Regions from separate parts of the Homo sapiens genome. Here region 2 is linked to region 1. The links are chromatin contacts, found by Hi-C or POLR2A ChIA-PET in ENCODE. All regions are on one chromosome and are shown on one strand. The core of a region is the stretch at or near the end of the contact, and the rest is flanking DNA. Distances in the headings are between cores, read along the strand shown.

What was found. Hi-C counts contacts between places; a loop is a spot of excess contacts on that map. ChIA-PET counts read pairs that join two places held with the same protein, here RNA polymerase II (POLR2A). Pooled maps may share reads with other maps.
Region 2: a loop to region 1 is called in a pooled map, with 4 times the contacts of the local background. The contact joins two enhancer-like sites. A Hi-C loop is called at or near these places in 5 of 50 pooled maps. POLR2A ChIA-PET finds 5 or more read pairs at or near these places in 2 of 52 experiments (HCT116 and activated CD4-positive, alpha-beta T cell).

The regions. Positions count from the first base shown.
Region 1 is chr12:75,815,647-75,818,581 of GRCh38, forward strand. All of the region lies in intron 1 of LOC105369844 (a long non-coding RNA gene), which reads right to left. Among named protein-coding and RNA genes, the nearest start is that of PHLDA1-AS1, 210 kb to the right of the region's middle. Within about 2 kb of position 1,447, at least 2 of the 41 ENCODE cell types and tissues checked have a DNase peak (open chromatin) inside an H3K27ac peak, as active enhancers do.
Region 2 is chr12:75,912,436-75,915,370 of GRCh38, forward strand. No RefSeq gene overlaps it. Among named protein-coding and RNA genes, the nearest start is that of PHLDA1-AS1, 120 kb to the right of the region's middle. Within about 2 kb of position 1,401, at least 4 of the 41 ENCODE cell types and tissues checked have a DNase peak (open chromatin) inside an H3K27ac peak, as active enhancers do.

The DNA of each region.
Region 1 (2,935 bases), core at 197-2,696:
AAAGCAGGCTTGCTAGGGCTCTGAAGACTTTAATTCTGTAATGGGTCCAGCTCCTCTGGTCATTTATCTTGATCTGCCAGTTTAATTAGCACTTTAAAGATTTTAGGCAGAGAAGATTTCATAGAACATGAAGCTAGATGGACATTTTGAGATTTAGCCTCACCTTCTGATTTTACAAATAAGGAAACTGAGGCCCAGAAAGGAGAAGGGACTTAGAGCCACACAGTGAGTCAATTAAAGTCATCAAAGGGGTATGCTTAGTAAGTACCAGGGCCAGGGCTCCTTCTAGCTCCGCTATATCTCCCAACCTAACTGGCAGACTGAGTCATGTGAAGCTCTAGGATGGACAAGGACTAAACAAGTTCAGTGCAAGGCAGGGAAATCTGATCTCACAAGAAGGGGTTGGATTCCTTAAAATGGGGCTTAAGCCAAAATCCAAAAAGGGTCTCCAAGACCATTTTAGGCTTGGAGTATCAACTGAGTTTTATGATTGGCTAAGTCCAGATGGCACAAACAACCACTATTTCAAAATGGGCTGTTCGTCTACTGGTTCTGACCAGTTTTCTAAAAAGTGGATGCCCCGCAAGTGCTGCAGCTCCTTCTGTGGGGCCTGACTTCTCGCTATCTTGCAATTTCCCTACTCTCCCAGCTCAATGTTCAATAGAACCTCACTTCCAATAAGCCCAGGACTATGGCTCTTCTGATGTTTTGCAATTGGCTAGATATAAAAATAAAATTGCACATAGAACATCTTGAACAAGGGTCAACTATCTTCACACTTTTTAATTTAAGTAAGACTTTCTGTTTGATGGACTCAATATTTAACGTGTTTTTGCCTGAATAACCTCAACATTGGATAACCTGAACAAACACTTCTTCACAGACCTTGTTTCTAGGTACTGTTCCTCACTAGAAGGAGCTAGGATTCCTTGGAGAGAGGAGGGCCAGAGCAAAGCAAGACAAGAAGGGTCTGGAATATCTTATACAAAAAAGTGTACAAAAAATGATGAAGGCTATGTCAAAAAGACTTAGGGCCAGCTTCAAGGGTACCTATTGGCTAAATTTGGGACAATTTAAGCTTCAACAAGAATTAAATGGCAGCATTGGATCTAATTCACTGAATAAAAATAAGAATCCAGCTAATCAATGTAGAAGAAGTAATAATAGTTGGTAAGTCAATCATCTTTTTTAAAAGACATCATAGTAATAACTGATTTTATCAAGATTCATCAACGGATGCTAAAGCTATAGGGTAAAAGTTTGAAGAAGACAGGATATTAAATAGTCTCAAAATATCTTCCTGTAGATTATAAAGAGAAATGGTAGTCTTCTAGTGGAGATACCTAGCAATCACCAGTTTATAAAAAGTGATCAAAGTTAATGTCATCAGTAATGTGTGCCTCTAGGTGGTGATATGTTGTTAAGGACACAACATCATTGTCATGGTATGCTTGCCAAAAGTGCATAATCTGAACTTAATGATGAGTAACCCTGAGGCAAACCCAAATCATGTGACATTTCTACCAAACGTCTGGCCTGTATACTTCAATAATGTCAATGTCCTGAAAAACAAAGCTAAGGAACTGCTTCAAATTAAAGGAGATTAATGAGCCATGACAACTAAATGCAATCTGTGATCCTGAATTGGATGCTGGTTCAGGGAGAAAACAAACAATTACAAAAACATTTTTAGGGCAATTATTAAAATTTGAGTATGATCTATATATTAAATAATAGCATGTATCAATGTTAAACGTCCTGAATTTGATGTTGGTACTATGGATCTATAAGGGGAAAAGGAGTATGATGTTTGAAACTAATACTTGAATGGGAAAGGAGGGAAGAAGAGAGAATATAAAAGAAAATGAAGAAAAGGTTAAAACAGGCAAATTCAGATGGGTTTAGAGAGTTAGTTCTTGGTACTACTCTTAAAACTTCTGTAAATTTGAAATGATTTTAAGTTAAAAAGTAAAATTTAGAAACTCTCCAATTTGAAGGGATCCTAATGCAGGTAGCAGGTAGGAGCAAACAAGACAAGCTCAAACTGACAATTTACAAGTCAAGAATTATTTAACTACAGCTCAAAGTTCTAGGCAGAAAGAAATGTATATTAATTTATTCTTTAAGAAAACATTCATTGAATAATATTAATAATAGTTAATATTTGTAAGCACTTTGTGTGGGTTACTTGGTTTCCATGTTGCAGCAGATTGCATTTTCTAAATATAAACATATTGAACTACATTCCATCCTACATGCTTTTCTTAAAATGTGATGTTTACAACTTACATCAAGAGATGGGGTATACTTTTCTTTTTCTTGAACCTGAAAAGGCCTTTAACTACTTTGACCAATATAATAGCATGGAAGAGATGGTGCATGACTTCTGGGGCTAGGCCATAAAAGGCATAGAAACTTATCTTGTCTCTTGGATTGCTTGCTCTGAGAATGAAAAGAAATGGTTATGCAAAAAATGCAATGGGGCCGGGCGTGGTGGCTCATGCCTGTAATCCCAGCACTTCGGGAGGCCAAGGTGGGCAGATCAAGGTCAAGGCCGAGGAGGTCAAGAGATCAAGACCATCCTGGCCAACATGGTGAAACCCTGTCTACTAAAAATACAAAAATTAGCTGGGCGTGGTAGCTTGTCTGTAGTCCCAGCTACTTGGGAGGCTGAGGCAGGAGAATCGCTTGAACCCAGGAGGTGGAGGTTGCAGTGAGCCAAGTTCGCGCTACTACACTCCAGCCTGGTGACAGAACGAGACTCTGTCTCAAAAAAAAAGAAAAAATGCAATGGGAACACACTGATGAGAGAAGAAATAATGTCTGAGTAAAGCTTCAAAAACAGATCTATTATGAGATCCCTCATTTGCCACATGAACCAGTGAGGGAGCTGCTGCAGGCCTACATGAGCCTACCAAACAAGCAGACACCCCTG
Region 2 (2,935 bases), core at 151-2,650, 97 kb after region 1:
TAGAGAAACTTCCAGTCCTGCAAGCTTTATTCATAGTACATGTCCTATACAGGTGTAGCTTTTTTTTTTTTTTTTTTTTTTTTTTTTGAGATGGAGTCTCTTTCTGTCACCCAGGCTGGAGTGCAATGACGTGATCTCGGCTCACTGCAACCTCTGCCTCCCGGTTTCAAGCAATTCTCTGCCTCAGCCCCCCGAGTAGCTGGGATTACAGGTACCCGTCACCTCGCCTGGCTAATTTTTGTAGTTTTAGTAGAGACGGGGTTTCACCATCTTGCCCAGGCTGGTCTTGAACTCCTGACCTCGTGATCCACCTGCCTCAGTCTCCCCAAATGCTGGGATTACAGGCATGAGCCACCATGCCCAGCTAAGGTATAGCATTTTTTATCTTTTGTACTGTATTTTTACTTTTTAGGTATGCTTTTTATGTTTTGATATGTTTAAATGCACGAATACCATTGTGTTACAACTGCCTACAGTATTCAGCATAGTCACAGGCTGTACAGCTTGGTAGCCTAGGAGTGATAGGCTATACCATAAAGCCTAAGTGTGTAGTAGATTATACCTTGTAGGTTTGTGAAAGTGTACTCTATGATGTTTGGCAATCACAAAATCGCCTAAGGACGCATTTCTCAGAATGTATCCCCATCATTCAGCCATACATGACTTTACATAAAATACATACGCACATTTTTTAAATTAGTGACAATGTACAGATGAATAAGAAACTCATCTCGGCCAGGCATGGTAGCTCATGCCTGTAATCCCAGCACTTTGGGAAGCCAAGGCAGGTAGATCATTTGAGCTTAGGAGTTCGAGACCAGCCTGGCCAATATGGTGAAACCCCATCTTTACTAAAAATGCAAAAATTAGCCAGGCCTGGTGGCACATGCTTGTAGTCTCAGCTCCTCGGGAGGCGGAGGCAGGAGAATCACTTGAACCCAGGAGTCAGAGGTTGCAGTGAACCAAGATTGCACCACTGAACTCCAGCCTGGGCGACAAAATGAGACTCCGTCTCAAAAAAAAAAAAGAAAAGAAACTCATATTAATCTGTGTAACACAAGTTTGCCAAAGCCTTATAAAGCTAAGGGTACACATGGGAGTCAGATCAAGAGTAATTGCACCAATTCATTCACTCTTGTTTCTACCCACACACTTCAGGACCCCTTTCCAGAATTGCTATTTCCTTCAGATTGTTCTGTGAGTCACTAGGCAGTATCAGGTGTTATCAAAAATGCTGTCAATGTGCCCACTCCTTTTTCCTTCCACTCCCTCCCACTTGTGGGAGGCCTAAGCAGAGGTGACTGCGGAAGGCTGCAGCAGGGTGCTGCCCCTGGGCTTACACAGACACCACTCCTGAGGGGCTGCTGTTGTCCAGGTATTCCCGAGCCCTCACTTTGTGGCAGACATGCTGTGCCTAACACAGAAGTGGGAGGATGCACCCAGTGTCCGCTCTGAGCCCAGCCCAAGCCAAAGTAGCTATTTAAAACTCCCTGTGTCTGTAGTTAAGGGCTATTTAAAACTCCCTGTGTCTGTAGTGAGGCCTAGCGTTCTCCTTTCCATTAACCTCTCTGATAGGCCATATGAGCAAATCTGGCAAGCACACAAACATTCATTTTCAAGCAGGTGCAAGAGTCATGGAGTTTGTTCTTCAACTCAATACACTTCAGTGCACTTCTCAGTGCACTGACGATTGTGGCCTCTGAAAAGACTGTTGCCTGCAAATTTCACTAGCAGCATATGGGACAGTGATATGGTTTGGATGGGTGCCCCACCCAAATATCATATTGAAATGTAATTCCCAGTGCTGGAGGTGGGGCCTGGTGGGAGGTGGTTGGATCATGGGGCAAAGTTCTCATGAATGAGAATCATCCCCCCTTGGTTCTTTATACAGAGTGAGTTCTCATGAGATCTGGTTGTTTAGAAAATGTGTAGCACTATCCCCACCCACCCCCCCCATCTTCTCCTATTCTTTCCATATAAGATGCTGGCTCACACTTTGCCTTTCACCACAAGTAAAAGCTACCTGAGGCCTCTCCAAAAGCAGATGCTGCCATGATTTCTGAACGGCCTGCAGAACTGTGAGCAATTAAACCTCTTTTCTTTATAAATTACCCCATCTCAGGTATTTCTTTATAGCAATGCAAAAACAGCTTAATATAGACAGTATTCTGGTAGCAGGCAGGTACAGCTCCCCTCTGGTTAGAATCAAGATAAAATCCTCTATTAAGCACCTGACAAGAGACCCAGTATACCCTAGGTCTAGAACACCAGTTCAAAAGGGAGTCTACTACCTTTGCCAGATTCTTAAATCCTATTCCTGTGATATTGGAGATGCCTGTACAATATTCTACCAATTCACATTTTATGAACAGCTGTTGTTTCAGCAAAAGGAAAATAATTTCTGATATCCTTTACCCCAATTACCATATCCTTCAGGGCTAATCAGAAACAAAGTGCTTGCAGTAAGTAGGTTCTTTCATACACTTATTTTTATTGTTTTATGATTTAAAAATAGGTTTAATTATGGAAATCTCAAATATATTCTAAACTAGAGACTACAGTAATAACCGCCCTTAACCCATCACCCACCTTTGACAATTATCAATCCCAGACCAATCTTGTTCATCTCTATCCAGCTAGTCTTCCTCTCCCCTCATACCCAACCCAAACAATGACTTATTTTGAAGCAAATCCAAACATCACATCATATCATCCACAGATGCATTAGTATGAAGCTCTAAAATATAATATAACCACATCTTAAAATCATTATCACACATTCAAAATTAGCAATATTTTTGTAATAAAAAATGTTTTCAAGTGCAAACCACCCACATTGTATTTCAAATGCTAACTAATTGCCCCAGGGTGTATATGAAAACAAAGTAACATATGGATTACACTGACCAATAAAGTATATTTAACATTCCGTAAA